Linked DNA regions of Homo sapiens: region 1 is linked to region 2. The links are chromatin loops, found by intact Hi-C in ENCODE. Cell type or tissue: PC-3. All regions are shown on one strand. Each heading gives the region's core, and the rest is flanking DNA. Links, peaks and the distances in the headings are about the cores only. Region 1 overlaps PDGFC (platelet derived growth factor C). Region 2 overlaps PDGFC (platelet derived growth factor C).

Region 1 (10,723 bases), core at 5,689-8,188, 170 kb after region 2:
AGTAGCCGGGATTACAGGCGCCCGCCACCATGCCTGGCTAATTTTTTTGTATTTTTGGTAGAGACAGGGTTTTACCATGTTGGCCGGGCTGGTCTCGAATTCCTGACCTCAAGTGATCCACCCACCTGGGCCTCCCTAAATGCTAGAATTACTGGCGTGAGGCACCGCGCCTGGTCTCCTCAAGTATTTTAATGTCGGTCTAAAGGTTTCTTCTTACATAATGAACTGTAACCTAACTAGATGTGTAAACAGACTGTAATCTACTCTTGTAAGGAGTAGCCCAGTCTCAGCCAATCACAGCAGCCGTACTTCAACCGCTCGCAGGTGACCAACTCCAAGCTTGTCCAACCCATGGCTCGCGGGCCCCATGTGGCCCAGGACGGCTTTCAATGCCGTCTAACACAAACTTGGAAACTTCCTTAAAACATTATGAGATTTTATTTTTGTGATTTTACTTTATTTCATTATTGTAGCTCATCAGCTATCGTTGGTGTTTATTGTATTTAATGTGTGGCCCAAGAAAGTTCTTCTTCTTCCAGTGTGGGACAGGGAAGCCAAAAGATTTGACATCCCTGGAACTTTAAACCATGTTCAAATGCAGAGCTGTGACCAATCCAGCTGTTTCTGTACCTCACTTCTGTTTTTTGCGTATCACTTTCCTTTTTCTGTCTTTAAATTCTGTCAGATCACCTGACAGTGCTGGAGTTGCTCTGAACCTATTCTGGTTGAAGTGGGGTGTGGGCGAGGGGTGAGTGTGCTCCTTAATTCACAAGTATTTTTTTGCTCAATTAAGCTCTGTTAAATTTAATTGTCTGAAGTTTTTCTTTTTTTTTTCTTTTTTTTTTTTAGACTGATTGTCGCTCTGTCGCACAGGGTGGAGTGCAGTGGCGCGATCTCTGCTCACTGTAAGCTCTGCCTCCCAGGTTCATGCCATTCTCCTGCCTCAGCCTCCCAAGTAGCTGGGACTACAGGCAGCCGCCACCACTCCTAGCTAATCTTTTCGTATTTTTAGTAGAGATGGGGTTTCACCGTGTTAGCCAAGATGGTCTCAATCTCCTCACCTCATGATCCGCTCTGCTCGGCCTCTCAAAGTGCTGGGATTACAGGCGTGAGCCACCACACCTGGCATTTTTCTTTTAATACTTTCTTCTTTGTCTTGCAAGGTTGTAGCAAATTGTGACTTTGCTTAAAGTAAGCATTCATTTGACTTAGAGTTATATGTAATTTTCTATAAGTTTATATTAAGTTGATTTAAAAAACCAACAGCCTATCCATAGTAATAATGATAGTATGCATCATTTCTCGAATACTTACTATTATATTGGGTTCCTGCTGTAAGTCATCTCATTTATTCTTTTCAGTAACTCTATGCTAAATCATCACCATTTTGCCTAAAAGGAAGTACACTCAGAGAATACAGCTTGGCTGAGGTTCAGAGAAAATAAATGGGAAAAATTATAGTGAAATCCATAATTTCAACTACAGCACAATGCCTCCCAACCAATATTGCTTGAAAAGAACTTACTTAAGTTTTATTTTGAGATAATTGTAAATTGACACCTTTTGTAAAAAAAAAAAAAAAAAAAAAAAAATACAAAGTGGTCCTGTATACTGTCCGCCTAATTTTCCCCAAGGATAACATCTTGCATGAATATATAATAGTATACCACAACCTGGAAACAGACATTGATACTTGGTACAATTCACCAAACTCAATAGGAAATTATGAATAAATAAAAATATAAAACACTATGGGGGTACTAAATAAAAATATTATATAAAAAGATATCATTTATAAGTTAAAAAATGTTTGATTAGTGCATAGTTTTAAAAATGGCTCAATCAAGAGTATCAAGAAGGAGGGTATAATTTTGTATCACTAAATGGCTTTAGAATATTAACTTGGGTAAGGAGGAAAACTTTTTTTCTGAAGTAGGTGATTTTATAATCTTTATCTAAAACTCTGCAGTGTGGTGCAGAACCATCATTGCAGCTTGGAGCACAACATCTATCATAGATTAAAGATTACAAAGTCAAAAATAATACCACAAATCACTCCTCTTGATGTGGGATTCAGAGTAAACGTGTGAAACATAAATAGTCACTATAAATAAATCCATGAATGAGGCTCTGCTGCCTCCACGACAGAGATTAATGAAGTTTTAGGATACTAAGAGCTCAAGATATAATCTACAGCTTTAAACTGATGTCAAGATTCAGAACTGATTGCTTTAAAAGCCCTTCATTTTTCTAGAAAAGATTGATGACTGTAGTGCAGCTAAATCTCTCCCATGCAAAATTTATGTAATTTGGTTCCAACAGGTATCTTATATGGTAGTTTTACATATTAAATTTAACTATACAATATGTAAAAGTTAAACTGTTTTCAAAGCAGTCCACATTAACACATGATATTTTCAAAGTATTTCTTAATTTTAGAATTCATTGGAAGTCTGCTCATGAACATATTTGGGGTTTGTAGCTGGACCATTAGTTAACTTGAGTAGTTCAGGTGGAGAATCATAAAAATTATGTACATATTGGTAAACATTTAATTTTAATTTTACCACTCATCATTTAGGGCCTGTACTTTTTTTTTAAACAGGGATTTGCCAACTGGAGTTGTGTTGTATTTCTTCCAAAAATTATAGCCACAATGCCTCAATTATGACTTTCAGTTTGGTTTTCTTTGAGTTAAATTGAAAACTTAAAGATACCTTTTAATGCAATCTAAGCTCAGAAATCCTCCATGATTTTATGAGGCTTTCCTTCCTGTATTTCACAGTTATCTCTCTCATACCTGACTTAACAGCAGTTTTTTATAGTAACTCATTTTATATGGAGTCCTTCCAAGGCATTCGTCTAAATTTTCAAAGAAGCAATAACTCATATTTAATTGGGTTACATAATATTTGAATAACTTAGTAATTAAAACAACAGGTGCTAGTGATATAAATACTTTTGGGAACAAATACAAGTGTCTCTTGGTAAGTGTAAGATTTAACTGCTGGAAACAGAAAGGATGCCAGTAAGCAGTAGTGTTCAGTGAGTTGTCAGTGTCAACAGTCAGTATGCTTCACATGCATAGGAGAAGTGGTTAAACCAGGTCAGCGATGGCAATAGCTGCTGTCCTTTGTCCTTTGTTCTGTTTCCATCTTGATACTGCATGATATGTCATTGGAAAATCGTAAATTAAATGCATGCGGTCAATAGAGAGGTGATTGGTAACGTGTCTTGGTATATATATATCCAAGTAGCTAGTAATATGCTTGACAAAATGTTGATATTTAATATATTTTTGTTCTCTTCCATGATTTTTTTCTATAATTAGCTTCACTAGTTTTCAAGCTATTTTTCTATGTAGTTGCAGGCTTCTTTGAGTTTGAAGGAGTGAGTGTTCTACTAGAATGATACCCTTTAATAGAATTCCAGATGAAGGTATATAAATAGATATTTTTATCTTATTAATAAAAAGCAAAAGGTCTTGTAAAAAATATTACTCACCAAAGTAAAGGAAAAGCAGAGTTTCCTTTTCTTCCTGTCTTCCTTCCTCCCTCCCTTCTTTTTTCTTCCTTCTTCTCTTTCATTCTTATTTTTCTTTCTCTTCTTAAATGCTTCCCTATCTTAAGCTACTTCTTGGTTTGTGTTACTTTGAAAGCTAATATTTCAAAATTTTGTCCAGATTTCCCTACTCTAATGCTTCTTTAGGAAAGAGGCAAACTTTTTTGTTTTTAAATTCTTCTGTAAGTTAAAACAACTCCTTAGTTAAAATCACACATTCTATTTTCTAATATATACCATGCTCTTCCAATATAGAGCATGTCCTGATTTAAGGAGAAAGATGGTTGAATGTGTAAGCTGTAAGCAGCTAAGCTGCTTCAGCTTTCCCAGTGTGTCAGCAACGCCAGGGCTATGAAAAGATCAAGCTGAAGAAACACGGTTTAAAGTTATCTCAGGTTTATTTTCCTTACAAGCTGCCATAATCCACACATAGTGCGCAGTCAAAGGTGCTGGAATAGGACAATGTTTTATGATACAAATTATATCATCCATGTTAACAGTAGTACTTACTCTTCTAAGACCTTGGATGCTACTAAGGTATTAGTAGCTCCTCAGTTACTGACCTTAACCAAGATCCTTTACTGAATCTCACTGCAAGGGTGTTGTGTTCTTATAACCTTGAGTGCTTCACATTTGGCTTGAATTCCCATCCTACCATGAATCTACCTATATAAACCTGGGCAGTTTTTTTTTTTAATCCAAAAATGTGAATGACAAAAATTTCTGCCATATATTATCATGAGGATTACTATGAAATGCTTAGCCCAGTGTTTAGCATGTGGTAGTCAACAAGTATGTGTTACCTTTGTTTTAAGGTCAGGTTTATTGACATGTTCTGATTCCAGGCCACTGCCCCCCTGATTGGTATTTAAAAAATTTTTTTGCCCAAGACCCCACTATAAGGACAAATTTTAAAGTGTGATCATGTATACACACACATATAACATTTTAAAGTGTTTTATATATATATATATATATATATATATATGCACATAATTCATATGTATTATAAAATAGTACTTAACCTTACTATATGAAATTGTTTTTTTTTCTCAAGAATGCTGGTCACAATGCACTAAATTGATTTCACAACTCCACTAAACATGTCACAACGTGAGTTTGAAAAGTCTTAGATTATAAAAGATGTATCATTTGTACATGAAAGAGTATGCTCTTTGGTCATTTTACGTCCCTTTCTGGGAAAAGATTGTATAATAACACTAAAATATGTAAAGATTAATTCTTATAGTCCCCAAAATTGATATTAAAAATAGTTTCCATTATAACCTGCTACATCTAAAATGGACTTTAGAAAATCTAGATTTTAAAGTCTTCTATCAACATTTGACTCCTTTTAAGAATTTGTGCTTGATGATAGCTTTTCAGAATTTTACTGTTTAATGAAGATAGGAACTATTTATTGAATGTCTACTTGTATTCTATGATATTAAAATAGACAGCTTGTTGAAGTTATGCCCTGTGGTTGAGTTTGCTTCCCCCTTATTTGAAGAACTCATCAATCTCTAGTACAGGAATTTCAGGTTCAATTAGTAGTTTCTGATTCAACACTCCAGAGTCCATCTGTCCCCTGTAACTGTTTGGTGCCAATGGCAATATGCGGAGGTGAAGGTGAGGGTTTCCTTCATACCCTCTGGAAATCTTTAAGTTTTCAGGGAAACAAAAGAAGAGGCAAGAGTGATGACTTATGGATGGCTGTCTCATTGTAGTGCTTATAAAATGCAGGTGTGTGAAATTTGTTCTCTGCATTATAATTGGAAATGCAGATTAAAGGTTTTGGAAACCACAGTTATTCATTGTTTAGATAGGTCTGTAGACTTCCTGAACTATGCACACTACGTGGAATTGGCCTTTAGTGGTATTTGCTTTGTGTATTAATGGCATTTCTGCCTGAAGATAATGGCATTTCTGCCTGAAGATAGTGTATTTTTGGTAGAAATAACTTGTCATTCAATTGAAACATTTTGCTTGTGAGATGCTGGAGTTTCAAAATATTTATCTGCTCATGTATGCACACCTGTTTCCCTGCTTTTCTGTTTTCTGATCTTGACACGTTTGTTTTTGTTTTTAAAAATGTGCTCTGTGATTTTTTGTGGAATGTGACTTTTACATTCTAACTCAATTCCAAATTGGCTCAAGTGTCCCACCAATACACTACTTGTTTAATTCATATTATGAATAAATTATATTGACAGTTGTCTTTTCCTTCATATATTTGGATTGTACCTCCAGTGGAACCTGTATTTTTTACACTTTTATCCAAATTGTATATTATATAGATATTAGTATTTATTTAATCACTTTCCTAACCACTCACCCACCAGATTCAGTGTGCTACTTTTGAATTTAGAACATTAAGAATTTCAGTTCACTGGTCACATTTGTTTTAAGCAGACAAAGATCCTAGGCGTTTTCCTTGGACCTTGGGATTGACAGAAATTTTTTACAGATGTTAACCATGGTGAAATTGCTTTTTAAATATCCCTGTTGATCTCTTTGAATAATAAACGGGAGGATTTCATTAGATATATCAAAGTTTCCAGGCTTTCCCGAAATATATTTGAAAGTTCATGGCCAAATGGAGATTAGGTTTTCAGGCCAATCCTAGGCAAGGTGTTAACATTGCTGTTACCACACTCATATGTATTACTCAGTGAAGACATGTTTTTAATATGTTTTAAGATTTGTCTTTGTAATGCATCTTTGTAAGGTTACCACAACTAATGTATTTTATTACTCTTAGGGAAATTTCAGTGTGGTACGTGGGATGCTAAATAATTAAAGCTAAATAGTTAACATGTAGGAAACAAAATAAATACATATAATTTTGTTTTAAAATTTAAATATGTAAAATCTATGTTTGCACTGCTTTGTATTTAGCAGATATTCCCCCAGTTAATGTGTGAATCAGTTCTTTGAAATTCAAGCTTTATCTTAAATAATTCTTCTTTATTAGGTCATTTCAGTGCATTCTTTACATTATTTCCTCTTTTTTTTTTTAAACTGTCCTAAAGCTGTTGTTACTATATGCTTGATTAAAAGAAAATTTATTTTTGAGGTTCTCTGAGCTTGGATATTTTAAAGCATGTCAGACTCAACATAATCATTTCTGAGTTTCCACGTTAGTAATAAATACACGATAAGCTGGATATCAACAATAATAATTGTACTCTTTTACAGGAATGATGGCAATTCATCCAAATGTCTTGAGATCAGAGCCTGTCTTAACCTTTGTATTTTCACTTTATAGTGGGGTACCTAGGACATAGTAAGCACTCTTAAAATTTTAAGTGAATGAATGGATGATAGATCCATCTTTCCTTGGTGTTCTGGTGGCAGAGACAAATGTTCCTGTGACAGCAAGCAGCACAAGGTCATTAAGTAGTACTGGCTGGGAAAATGCCAGGCTTTGCATTGTATTGTGGTAAACCAAATTCCTGAAGCCCAAAGCCAGAGAGCCGCAGCCCTAAGCTCCATATGAATGTTGATCCTAGGAAAAATCCCTGGTGGTTTGCCTGAGGAATCATTGGCACCTTCAAGATGTGAAATTGATGCCAATGTAGGATGTAAAATGCAAAAGCCAGGCAGGAAAAAAGATTCAGATCATGTGGAGTAATAAAAAACATCCAAGTTCCTACCCTGTGCCAGAGGAACTTAATTTATTGGCTTGCCCCGTTCTCAGTATGGCATCACAATAGCTGTACCTAATTTGTATTGTGCCTTTCATGTTACAGAATATTTCACATGCACAAACATGTTTAGTGAATAATTAGGATGAAAAAATCTCAATAAATAATTGGTATAAGTTTTGGAGTTCACATCTTGAGGTTAATATTTTTGTTGAGAAAAATTGGGATGGATAGAATTTGCAATAGACATACATTGTTTGCTGATGATCAATTTAGGGGGAAGATTGTCTTGTGTTGTTAATATTTAAACATGTTTATTCTATCCAAATTCATAAAGTTTCAACATTTGGAGAAACCTTTAAATTGTTTTTGCTTATCTTCCATCTGATTCACAATCTCCTTTCCTCCCAAACAAAATGACTTTGTGACCATGGCATAAAATATAAGAATTCATTGTCTCTTAGCTCTTAAGTCCATTCCATTTTTAACTAATATTGTTTTCAGAAAGTTCTTTCCTGTATTAAACAAAAATCTTTCTTCTTTCAACTTCCTCTCACAGGTCCTTATCTTTCCTTTGAAGCTACTTGCAATAATTTTATGACCTTCACCATTGCTAATAATGCATGCTTATTATGTTTTAAGATACAATTATGTGCATTATTTTATTTGAGCTGCAAAACAACCCATTAAATTAGATAGCTTATGTGTTATTATCTGTCTTACAGATACATACACTAAAATACAGAGAAAATAAATAATTGGCCAGTGATCACACTCATAAAATGATAAATGGTGAATCCAGGGCCTGTGCCCAGGTCTTCTGATTTAAAATTCCATGTTCTTGCCATGATACTATGTTTCCTCAAAGTATTCTTTCTTTTTTTTTTTTTTTTTTTTTTGAGATGGAGACTCACTCTGTCATCCAGGCTGGAGTACCGTGGCATGATCTCGGCTCACTGCAAGCTCCGCCTCCCGGGTTCACGCCATTCTCCTGCCTCAGCCTCCTGAGTATCTGGAACTACAGGCACCCGTCACCATGCCTGGCTAACTTTTTTGTATTTTTATTAGAGATGTGGTTTCACCGTGTTAGCCAGGATGGTCTCGATCTCCTGACCTCATGATCCGCCTGCCTCGGCCTCCCGAAGTGCTGGGATTGCAGGTGTGAGCCACTGCACCCGGCCAGTATTCTTTCTAATTTTTAGTGATGTCTCATAAAGTCTTTACTTCTTCAGATTATATATCCTCAGCTTCTTTAGTTTCTCGATTTTGTCAGCCACTTCTCAAGTGACCTGATTTTCAATAAAAGCAGCTAGATGATGAGTGCTAGTTGGTGTGTGTGTGCATGTGTGTGCACACGTGCAGATCTTGAGAAAAGTTCATAGACTTCTGGCTGGTATTTATAAAATATTTTGTAGTTACACCCAGTCTTTGAATGCCCCCGTACACACAGCTTATTTTTTGTTTAGCTGAGTCTATCATCTTAAGTAAAATTTTATGTATTTTCATAAACAAATTTGTACATCATGTGCCTTCTCAGAGGCAAAGAGTTTTCAAGTGAAGAATTATAGGCCTAACTCTTTATTTTCTATGTTACTATTTTGTCAAACCAGAAAAATGTATTTTTTCTAGGCAGCTGTTTAAGAATCATAAGTTTTTCTGTCTGCACTCCGTATTTGATTAGAGGGAAAACCTCACATCTTACCAACTTCATTCATTCTGGCTAGCACAGAAAATAAATGTTTTCAGATTGTAGCAGTGGATTCAATAAAACAAAAGTATTTCCAGTGTTCACTTAGAAACTGCTTTGTCCAGTAGATACAGGATTATACCAGGATCTAAATATCAGAGGAAGAGGTTACCCTTGTGTCAACAATTATATAATTCTATACTCAAAACCCAAGAACAAACTAACCACTTCCTAAATTATGAATAGCAGTAGCACAAGCTGAAACCACAGTTGATCAGTGCATATAAAACCAGTTTTCCTAGTACTTGTATATAATTATTTTCATAATATTTTGCACAAAATAATCAGAAGTCAGAAAATATTTCTGCATCAGTGAATAAGGAAGACATTTAGCAAGATAAATTCTTTTAAAGTAACCATTTCTGAAAAATGGTTTTAAAAACGGCATTGTATTTGTTGCATGAGCATTCATATTAACCAACTTAAATAGTCCTCTTTAAAACTGATTTCTCAGAAACTCTACTGCTTACACTGAATGTTTCAAGTCCCTTGAAGCTAATACTTTGAACCAAATACCCTTTCTTTGAGGCTAATTGGTTAGAAGATGATTAAAATTCGGATTTGAATTTCACCAGTTTTCCACATTGAATAAGAAGCAGCATTGAATTCATTGTGAAGACAGCCAATTGCTCAGTTCAAGTAAGGATTTTTGGCCCTGCTAAGTTTCTGATACTGAAATTTAACTTTTTAATTATTATAAACTTTTATCAACTTGTCTTCAAAAATTTCTAAAATACCGACTCATGAATTTAATCTCTCTTAGCCAAGTTCTTAAAGGGCCTTAGTAACAAAAGTTGCCGTTGATCTTGGTAGCTTTTCGGGGTTCTGGAGATTCTCTGTGGACACCTAGGCATTCTTCCTTCAGCTTTCCTGTGTATTTGTCTTTCTTTGCTCTCAATGTGTTCTGTGTGTGTTTTTTTTTCTCCTATCACTGCAGCATTTGCTTAGTTTGACTTCTTATCGGTGAGACTCCTTGTCCGAGATTATTGGCCAGCACACTTGATTTAAGAACGCTCTGGAAATACTCAGCCACAGAATTATGCCCCCACACCATGAATGTTGTCCATGAATGAAATGCTGTTGTCATTCTCTAGACCTGTTTTAGAGTCATATGTTCTGTAGTGCTACTGTCCAGACATTCGGCATCTTCTTTGTCTATCTTCTCTACTCCTCTCCTAGACTGTTACCTTACATTTTCCCTCTCCTCAAGCCTCTGGCATTATTTCTCCCATCCTCACTCTTAGATGGTAATTTTTTTTCTCTGTCACAAGGAGATTACAAGCAATCAGAAAAGGACTTCTGAACACTTTCCTCACGCTACTTACCTGCATGTCTCACTGGCCCTCAGCAACTGACTTTCCTCCCAGTGACCCTAGGCGAACATTGTTTGTCTTCCTTACTCCATCTCATTCATCTCTTGACCACTCAAGTGTGCCTCCTGCACTCTTCTCTCTCTCTCCTCCTCCTTCTTCTTTTTTCCATTGGCCATTCTATTGGTTCATTACCCTCAGCACATCAATAAGGCTATTACTTCTCCCATCTTTAAAGGAATATGTGCTTCTCCTGATCCCACATCGTCATCCAGCTACCACGCATGTTGTCTCCTCTCTTCTCAGCAACTGCTCACGACAGTTATGTTGCATTCACTGCCCTCTTTTTATTCTCTTCTAAACTCATGCTCATCATATTTTTTGCCTCATCATTTGTCAGAATCGCACTTGGTACTCCATGATGACGTATTGCTAAATTCAGTGGAAAATCCTCAATC
Region 2 (10,723 bases), core at 3,094-5,593:
CAATGATAAAAGTACCATAAAAATGAATAAATAAGCATGTTTAGTGAACGCTAGAAAGTATAACCTATTATTTTTGAAATATATTCAGTGAGTGACCTTAACTTTTATTTACACTATATTCTATGGGATATTCTATTCAGAAGTTCAAGTTTTTTTTTTTTTTTTTGGTCAAGACCGTCAGAAAATAAATTCATAGCTATAAACTTGAATGGCTTGCCTAAAATATTATTAATTTACCTTTTTAAACTTTGGTTTGCAAAGTTCCCAAATCTGAAAACAAAGGGAGCTAAAAATTATAAAGGGGAACTATAATAACTACGTTTATAATTAAAGCCAAGTTGTTATAAGTGATACTTTTGGTAGCATTCGCTAATTTTGCCTTTTACCTCATGGGAATGCATTTTAAATTTAGTTTTGTTAATTTTATTTGTCATCAGATTTCTCGTTAGAATTCATGTGCCACCTTCAAGCCACTTTTTATCATCCCCTAGTGACTGAGTAGGCTCCTCCCTGGACGGTTATTTGCCCTGTTTCCACACCAGACTATCTTTGCCAGGCTGGCTTCACTAAATTTGCTCTCTTGCTATTCCACTTAATTCCTCTTTTATTTTCAGACTGTGATTTTTTTTTTGTACTTAGCTTTTTCCCTTTTGTATTTGTTTTGTTTTGTTTTATTTTTGAGACATGGTTTCACTGTCACCCAGGCTGGAGTGCAGTGGTATGATCACAGCTCACTGCAGCCTTAACTTCCCCAGGCTCAGGTGATGTTCCCTTTTCAGCCTTCCAAGTAGCTGGGATTACAGGTGTGTGCCACCACTCCCTGCTAATATTTGTATTTATTTTTAGAGATGGGGGTCTTACTATGTTGCCCAGGCTGGTCTTGAACTCCTAGGCTCAAGTGATCCTTCCACCTCGGCCTCCCAATGTGCTGGGATTACAGAGGTGAGCCACTGTGCCCAGCCGGCTTTTTTTCTTTAGACTAGTAGTTGGGTTGTTTCTTAGTCCACTGAGGTATGTATTGGGTTGTTGCTGGGGTTTGTGGGGCAGAGGCAAAGTAGAGGTCTGATTCCTTAAAGGAAATCAACATTCTCAAACAGAACAAGGCATTTTAATGGTAAGTGCAAGGATGTGGATTTACATTTCTACTATATACACTATGTGCTGATAAACCAGCATGATCTGCCAGGAAGGACCTGGGAGCAGCAGGATTTAGATGCATTTTAGAGGGTAGTTGGATGGGTCTAAAGGGCTCTGAGTAAGCTTCTAGTTTTGCATTGCTTAATAATGACTCTCCAGGAGTGACTCTTAGGTGCCACATGTGTCCTCAATGTTTGCAGATAGTATGCAGTGTATAAACTCTCCGTGAGGTATTAGGAAAAACACCAGGGCTTCACTGGCTAAGTAGCTTAGCTAAGGTCCCACAGCTGGTAGATGTTTGGACCTTGGTCTGACTCCAAGCCAGGACTCAGAGCCACGTGCCTCTTCCTTCATAAGTTAAATGGTCTAATGTTTTATTAGAACATTGTTTTCATTCAGCAAATATGTATGAGCATCTGCTCTTTGCTAAGCTTTGCCCTAGGTGCCGCATATGCAGAGAAGAAGATGCAGACCTGCCTTTGAGAAACTCGGTCAGAGGATGGCAGATCCTTCCTTTTACTTCATGGTCTATTAGTTTTGTGCTCAAAGTGCTATGGGAACACAGTGCTTTATTTCACTTCAAAAATCCTCTATTGATTTACTAAGTGGTTGGTTTTGTCTGGAAGGGAAGTTGAAGGAGAAAAGTTCCCACAGAGGAGGTGATGTGTTTTGAAGCGGGTCTGAGAGGGAGAAAAAGAGGGAAGGATCCTAGGCTGAGGGAACAGCCTGAAGAAAAGAATAGAGGCATGAAGAGGCATATATCATGGGCGAGAGACAAGAAGCATCGAGAATGTTGAGAGTGAGGAGAGGCTAGAAAAAGTGGAAAGATGTCCTAGACCTATGCATTCAAAGGCCCTGATGCTGTGTGTACTTCCTGCAGGGTTGACAGTTAACAAACAGAACAAAAAGAAAAGTCTTCATGTCTAAGATTCCATCAAAACCCTTTCTATTCAGTTCCTTTCTCAGCAGGCAGGCAGTGACAGATTTCTGCTTTGGTGTGTGCAGATAACTACTTGTTGCTGGAATGTTTTTCAGTCATCAGGCATGTTTGGAAGTTGTGAACAGGTTAGAAGGGCAGGCTGCGCAGCCTCAGTTCCACTCTCCTGAGCTGAGCCTGTGTCCACACTACTCTATATTGCCTTCTTTATGTAAACAAAGAGCTATTTTCACACTTCATTCACAAAACGGATGGCGTGCAGAATGAGGCTGGGTGAAGGATCCGCAATTGGGATAAAAGGGAGGCAGCTTCCAGGACACTGAATTAAAGTAATGAAGCTGTTACATCACAGGCAAAGAAAACAGTTATAACACTTTTAAGATCTCAAGTTTGTGGAAAATTAATTGCTATGAGGTTACACTTCATTGAGTATCTGCATCATTTTTCCACTGACATTCATTCGGGTCCCGTGTATATAAATGCTGGAAAGATTTTGTGGTATTTAAGGATTTGAAATGACTGAATTCTTTTGGTGGATGTACTATCTTGATGCCATGCCATTTTTTGAAGCTCTGCTATTTGCATTCTAGGAAATCCTTGTTCATGAGTGGATACTATTTTAAGCATTTCAATGTTTGCATGATAGAAATATACTTCTGTGCTTAAATATGCCCAGTTGGCCGTTGCACCTGCCCTTTGAGTCACTACAGAGATCAGAAACCATTAACAACAGAAGTTGAATTTACGTGGTACTTATCTCCTGTTGTTTCTGGCAGTTATTTTGCTGCGTATTTATAAGGACATCTGTCTTTTAAGTAGTCATAATTATTTATCTTTTTTTCTGCTGGGGAATAAATCACAGCTTGTTTCCCATAATGCCATATATATTCATAGTCTAGGGTGATTAGAAATGCAAATTGAGAGTCATTAAAGCTTTATAATTTATTTTGCTTTGGTAGCAGATGATATTTAAAATCAGTGTGCTAAGAAGAAACATTTGCTTAAAATATAAGATGTGAACAAATTAGAAGACAGAAGTATTCATTTCTCCTACTGGAAATTTCTTGCTGGGTCTGGGAAAAGGGGGAAACCTGCAGTGTTCGTTTCTAATTTACTGTACTTTAAACCTGAGATCTTATGTCAGGCAGGGTGCAAATTGTAAAGAACATAGGAAAAACACAGTAATGATTAGTGTTTTCAGATTGCTCTATGGAAGCATGCTAAAGACTCTCTCTTACTAGAGTGTGATTTGCCTTTGGATTACCCATTAAAAGGATGGATAAAATTTAGATGAATTTCTTATAGTAGTTGGTGGTTTTGTGAATACACTAAAAACAAGGGAAAAAGTTGGATAATGCTGGTATGAAAAATATAGATCTGTACATCCATAGCCTGAGATGGGGTGTCCTAGAGACAGATCTCTGCTGGAAATGCGTTAATTTTGTAGATAATAAAAGGCATCAGGGGATTCTTTGTTTTCAATAGGCAGTGACATCTCTACAACTATGCATTTTATTATTGACTTTACTTTTATTTCTAAACAAAAGTTCACTATTTCTGGAGCTATAAATGAAAAAGAACACACACATATATAGATATACACACACACACGTGTGTGTGTATATATGTCTGCATCTAAAGTTATAAGAACACTAGTATGCCATGAGGTCTAGTCTCTTGTATTGTAGAGGCAATACATTTTCATGTAGAGCTCCAGAAATAATGTACTTTTGTTTAGAAATAAAAGTAAAGTCAGTAACAAAATGCATAGTTGTAGAGATATTCCAAATTTATAGTTTTATATATATATATATATATATAACAGTTATATATATATCAAATGGCTTCAACTGTATCTTTGCATTGTGTTAGTCACTATGGTCAAAACTGTCTATTTCAAAAGCAGCAATCTGAAAATAGCAGGCAATTTCCCAGGTCACAATCTGGCTAGGCTACTGAGAGATGCTGAGTCGAGATACCTAATTGATAAATACTAACCCTTTAAAAAGTGGTTTTTAATCTGTGTTTTCTTGAGAATATTAGCAGTCTTGAGGTTTTAAGCCATGATAACGAAGAAAAAATTAGTGATTAAGTCATCTCTATTCTTATTTTAAAGAAGTTTTTGCTTCACGGTGAAAAATTTATCTTTAATCTGTACTGATAACTTTGAATAGGCATCGGTTGGGCACCCCATTAAACTAACAGCTTTAAAATGGTTTCCTTTTAGAACTAACATTTACATCCTAGGAAATCAATTAGGGTGTCTGGATTTTACATTTCCCTTGCAATCTTTGTTTGCAGTCATTTCTAAGTGGCCAACCTACCGTAGCAAAAACTCAGAGGTGCAAATCTTCTGGAAGAAGTGTAAATGCCACAAGTTTACTTGGAAAAATGGAAAAATAGGACTTATTTAATGTATCTGCCGAACATTTAAAACTGCATAAAGCACTGGAAATACTTTTGGTATGTAGGAATGTGTGGTGTTTCAAAACTACAAACATTGTTCTGAAAATTTCCCCGGTAGTGGTGAATTATATGAGACCACGTCCATCTAAGGAAGGCTTGTTTAACTAGCCTGTGGTTCTGGGGCTCATTCAAACACTCTTAAACAAAATAAAGGGAATGGATGTAATAACTTCTTTATGGAAAGGCCATAAAAAGCTACAGGGCCATGTAAACAAATTGGGTCATTTACTAGATGTTTAAGTGATAGATTTGCAGTCCAAATTTAGGGGTGTGTATTATGTTTTATAGGATGGTGACCATGTTCTACCTTGAGAATGAGGTTGCAAGCTTATTTTTTGTTTATTTGTTTGTTTTCGTTTAGTGCGTGGAAATCCATTATTGCTATTTTGTATTGCACTTGGAAAGCATACCTAAAATTCTGGGCAATTGCATTTATAAAGCTTTTCAACTTTGAAAAATGGCTAGAAACTCAGGTATGAAGATTGAATTGATCTGATTTCTGGTATCATTAGGTTCTTTTCAAGGAAAATAAGATGATTGAAATAGAAATTTTCCTTCTGGGCTCAGACATGTCTAAACTAATTGTAAAATAATTGTTCTGGCTTACAAGAGTAGACTCATAACTACAACTATGTAAAGTAAAAAATCTAACAACAGTTAGGATTTATAGTTACTGTCACTCTGCCAGTCTTGTAATAAAACTGCTATTATAACCACCCTAGTGTGAGATTCATTTGTCTTACTTGAGAAGTGGGCAATAAGTCCTATCCAAGTTATCTTGCTTTTAGCAGAGCCACTTTATTGCATTAGGATATTAATTTACCTTCTCTGAAATTGGGTATGATGATTGTGCCAAAATGGTTCAGTAAAGGGGAGTTGGGTGGGTGGATGTATAAAAATATGTTGTGCTGCGCATTAATGGTGATGACTAGTGGCAATGGGAGCTAGAAATAAACTTGGAAATTGAAGTAAGCACAGGAAACGAAATAATTTTTATGTTGATACCATAACATTTATTCATTCTGTAACTTCTGTCAAACATGGTTGGCTCATTTGGCCTTAAAGGAAGTGATTGTGTAAGAAATCCTTAGTAAAAATCAATGAGCCTTTCTAAGTTTTGAAAACTGATGGCATCATACCACACTGGCAACTTTTAAGTGTTACTGCTGGAAGTTTGGCAGCAGAAATAACTGCTTCAGCTTCACAGTCTTAAAAAACAACAGACAATGGTGGATATTATAGTTTCTGTGTAATGTGTGACTTGCTAGTTCCTTTTTTTTTTTTTAAATGAGTAACTTGATGGCCTTAAGTCTGTGAATAAACCTAAGACCTGCATTTAAACTGGATTTTCTGTGATCTTGAAAACAACTCACACTTCTATGCCTTAGGTACCTGTCTGAAGCTGAGGCATTGTGGAAAATGCAAAGAGAAATTAGGCTTAGTCTCTGCCTTCAAGTAGTTTATAGCCAAAGGGAGAGAGAAGACATGCAGTTAGGTATATTAGAGAATAAAAAGCGATAGTATCATGTTTGGTGGGAATTCAGAGAAAGGCAAGATTATTTAGTTGAGCCATTAGAAAAGGCTGAGAAAAGTTGTTAGGGGAGATATATATTTTTTGAACAAAGGGGCCAGGAAAGATGAGCATCATTTGCACGTGCAGAATCAAAGGTGGGATAGGATTTTGGCAGCTGGAAACCTGGTGAGTAGATATGCGCAGTAAGGAAGTGTGGGAAATTCATGCAGTCTAAAATGCAGTTTGTTTTGAGGCAGACCTCAGAAGCAGGTTCAGTGGGAAGGTCATTGGAAATGGGAGGCACAAAGGGAGGAACATTGATGTATGACTTGGGCTTGAGTAAATAGAAGAGTGATTCTTCATGCTTTATTGTGAGCTCCTTTATCCACCCGCCCATCCCAGCTATGCAGGCAGCCAAATTATGAATTAAATCTGATTCCTGATGGCACATACAAGACAGAAACAGAATGAAGGTTGCTGAACAGTGAAGAATAAAGTCAGAAGGAAAAGGAAATCTCACAGGAAGAAATCCCCTGAAGAGGAAGCCATGAAGGAAAAAAAGTCAGTGCTATCACAAGGTGGGGAGTGAAGGATGCCAAGGAAGGAGAGAGAGAAAAATCACAGAAATTGGCCCAGATGATAAAATACAGCAGAGACTGAAAAAAATGAAGACCAATGAGTAGCCTATGATTTTTCCAGGTTGACACAAAGAAAAAATCTTCAGTGTAATAAGTGGTGTAGAAGAATGGACATGGAGTAAAGTGAGGAAGTGAGACATCACGTTTTTAAGAGAGAAGGAGATAGTGGTTCCAGGATGGAAGGAAACATGTTTTGTTTCTTTGCTTGTTTTGGAGGTTTGGGGGAGAGCCAGAGGAGAGGAAAAGATTAAATGTGTAGCAAGAGATAAGCCTTCTATTTTTAGAAAGTTCTCCTACCGTTGATATTGGAACACAGGTGAAATAACTGTAGAGCATTAAGCCGCATACCAAATAATCACAATAAGAACTGAGCTTATTTGGTAGGGAAGTAGGTACTAAGTTTTGGAGGAAGTGATCCTTGAGATAATTTTTGACCAAGCGAGGGATTCAGCATTCACAGAACAGCTTCTCGCCATTTTTCTTGAAAATCTGTCTTATTGCCACTTTGATGTCCTGGTACCTATCTTGTGGAAACCTCAGTTCCATTGGAACATCCAATTAACGTGTATATTTAGAGGACTTACTATGTCTCATAATCTGGGCTGCTCTTAGCACTCCAAGTCTGAGAAAGCAACTTAAAACTAATAGATTTTGTCCTGCTTAAATATTATTCCTTCACAATATTTCAAAATATATAATATAGTATGTTAAGTAAGCATGGAATTATTGTCAAGCTAATAAGTACATATTAACATTGCTATTTTTAGGTAAAATAATTATCTTTACATTTTTAAATTTCCTCATTCTCACTGTCATCCCAAACCAGGTGCTGGTTACCTATGACCTAAACTGTGGCAAAGTGTTCTTATTCTTCCTTCTATGACTCAGGCTTTTCCAATGCCGTGTCACCCACAATCGATCATTTGCAGGAGGTTAATGTCAGATAATCTTCTTATAATAGAGTTCTGGTTGTGTCTACTCTAGTCAAGCTTGGATTGGTGCTTCATAAACTGTAATATACATACAAATCACCTTATTAAAATTCAGATTCTATTTTAGTAGGTCTTGAGTGGGACCTAAAAGTTTGCATTTTAACCACCTCACAGGTGATGCTAATGCCATCGGACTGAGGACCAAACTTTGAGTAAGGAAAGTCTACATTGTTGTTCTCCATGGCTACTGTGCTGTCACCCCAGTCTTCTAATACAAAAATTACACAAAACTGACCTCTGCTCACCCCAGAGATCTGTACTTTCCTAACTCCATGTATTGCTCTGCCAACTCTTTCAAACAATAAATTAATTTAATCCAATACACAAAAGTGCGTGTTGTGGTGATTACTGTGTCACATCCTGAAAACAGGTAAACAAAATGTCCTTTGTGTGCTTGATGTTCATAATCAGTGTTGTTTGTATTACACTAGACATATGCTTAGAATGCCCAAGGACTCAGGGATGTTCTACTTTTGGGTCAGGAAGGGCTTCTCATGGGGTTATCACTGAGTAGGGTCTTGAAGGACAAATAATTCACCGGAAAAGGAAGAGAGAGTTCTAAGCAGATGGTGCGGACTTGTGAGAGAGTACAAAGCCTATTCAAAAATGAACTACTTTTGGTGAGAAGTAAGATTGAAAAATTATTCATTAATTTTGAGGGCTGTGTCAGACATACTAAGAGCATGTTTAGATGCAAACTCATGAGATGCTTGGGCACCACTGAAGGACCTTGGCTGATGGGTAATGATTATAGCCTTCTGCGCCAATTCCTAATAATAAGGGTGTGTCTTTTTGTTTATGCTTGTATTCTTACACCTATAACAGATCATTAAATATTCATAAATTAATCAGGTTTGATTTTTGTTTTTTAAATGCATTTTACATTTTTCGTATTATTATTTTATCAGCAAATAGGGTTTTTCCCAGCTTTGAGTATAGCTGACAATTAAAAACTGAATGTTTACCAAATAAAATGGAATGTTTTGATATATGTATACATTGCAAAAGGATTACCACAATCCAGCTAATTAATTTATCCATCACCTCACGTAGTTATCTTTTTTTTTCGTGGTGAAAACATTTAAGACCTACTCTCTAAACAAGTTTCAAATATATAATTGTTTTCTTTCCAAAATAAAGGTACTTCAGGATGATTGTAAAGGACAGAGAAGCTAGAGGCTGGGACAGCATTTTGAAGGCATTTGCAGCCGTTCAGATGCCAGACAGTGGAAAAATAGCCAAGTGAGTTAGTGCCTGGGGTGTGGAATGGAAGGGAACCATCATCTCTCCTTCATGCTGCGTGTTCAAAGCCAACGTGGATTTAAGGCCCTGTCTGACTGGTCCCCTCTCCGCCCCATAAAGCCTTCCCTCTTGCCTTCAGTCTAATATGTCTCTCTTCTCTAAACTCTCAGAATAGTGCAGAATTGACCACTTTCTACCTTGGATTCTAATTATATATGTGTTTTAATCTCCCATAATTTTCAAGTGTCAGAGAATAAAATGTTGAATAATCTCTAGCCTAATGCCCCACTGGATGGCAGATCTTTTAAGTGAAGTGAAAACAGCCCACTTAGACCCAACACAGCTTGTTCTGCTGCAGTCTTGGCATCTGGTGTCATAAATCATCATTGATGGGTTCTAAACGAGTCATATGCCTTATTTCACAGCTGGGGGATGCGCCTAACGTCTGGCTTCATTTTAAGGAACTACAAGGGGCTAACTGGAGAGCCTCAATCTTTTTGCTTAGACTGAGTAAAATGAATGCACAAAGAACATGATTGGCAAAATTATAATGATGACTGCTTAGAATGTTATTTCCTCAATAAGAAAAAAAAATGTATCATTTCCAGGAAACTTATTTTTAAACAGGGAACTTTAGGATAAAGTTTTATTGCAATCAATTTATTATAGAGAAGAGCATGACCATCGCAAGTTCATTTTCAGTAACTTTGACGTATTTTTTGTTTTGAATTATTTCCCCTTTTGCTCTTTCTAGTTAACATAAGATATAACTCATGTGCTTTCTTATTTTTAGTTTGTTTTTCTCTTTTGCTTTGAGGTTTTGAGATTGACAACTGTGATTTATCCCAGAGAAGGCAAAAATCTTGAAAAAGTCAGTCTTTTAAAAAGTCACTCAAAGAATATAGTTTTTTTTCCCTTGGAAATAAAGTTGATTTTCTCAGCTCTGATCCTATGAGATTATGGGCAGAACTAAATAGTCCTTAGTTCTGGCATGTGGACAAAACAGAAGCAGACCCTGGAGAGAGAGTTCAAAATTCATGACAGTAAGCACATGTTCGGTATGCCAATATTTATGGTGTCACAACCAAATTGAAACCATAACCCTCTGCTATTTACGTAAGTATGGTGCCCAGACTGCACAAGGTTATGCCTATGTTTCCCAGTAAATTTAAGGCAATAGAAATGTTCAGTACCCCTAGAGACCAGACTATTTATTTTCATGTTCATTTTGTTTCTCTATATGAGGCAGAGTGAATTGTCTTAATTTATATTCATATTTGAAGTCAGCCAGAATGAGAAGGAATGGCATTTAGTGAGGATAGAGAATGGTTTTGTGCTTTCATATGTAATGTATCCAGGCCATTGTGTCCTGGTATTCTTAGTTTCTGAGCTGGGGTGAGTTGGGGGTATTGATTATTGATAGTGAACATAGACTGCTTCTTAGATGGGTAAAGCTCAATGTTCGTATCTTACGTCTTATGCTCTTAGAGAACCTGGGTTTCACCACTTTGGTCAAAAACAGACACACATACTGTTGGTAAGAAGTCATGTTTTATGTCTTTTTATAGAAACTTTGAAAGTATTATCATTCTAAAGTATTTATCGTCCGGTAAAATTTTAAGAACAATGAAGTTTCAGAACCACTATTGAGAGTACATCTTTTTTTCTCTACTTTTTCAAGACAAAGATATCTAGTAACTTAAATTATAGTAACATCGTCATGCACTTGTACAGCAATATAAATGAGAAAGATAATAGAAAAACCAAATAGCATATCACATTTGCTGAATGTGAATAC

What was found. A loop is a pair of places that touch in the nucleus more often than their neighbours do. Peaks named below come from ENCODE experiments on the same cell type or tissue, not always from the same donor. Only the 100,000 strongest peaks of a DNase experiment are listed, where the experiment ranks them.
Region 1: it touches region 2 in a loop (3-fold over the local background); 4 of 110 quality-filtered maps call a loop at or near these places.

What each region holds. Positions count from the first base shown.
Region 1 is chr4:156,787,361-156,798,083 of GRCh38, reverse strand. All of the region lies in intron 3 of PDGFC (platelet derived growth factor C), which reads left to right. Among named protein-coding and RNA genes, the nearest start is that of LINC02272, 150 kb to the right of the region's middle. RefSeq lists enhancers at 144-644, 3,023-3,192. In PC-3, for the core only: no CTCF peak of the experiment used is centred there; a DNase peak (open chromatin) is centred at 7,013; H3K27ac peaks cover 249 bases.
Region 2 is chr4:156,953,425-156,964,147 of GRCh38, reverse strand. All of the region lies in intron 1 of PDGFC (platelet derived growth factor C), which reads left to right. Among named protein-coding and RNA genes, the nearest start is that of PDGFC, 13 kb to the left of the region's middle. In PC-3, for the core only: no CTCF peak of the experiment used is centred there; a DNase peak (open chromatin) is centred at 4,637; H3K4me3 peaks cover 1,153 bases; H3K27ac peaks cover 1,634 bases.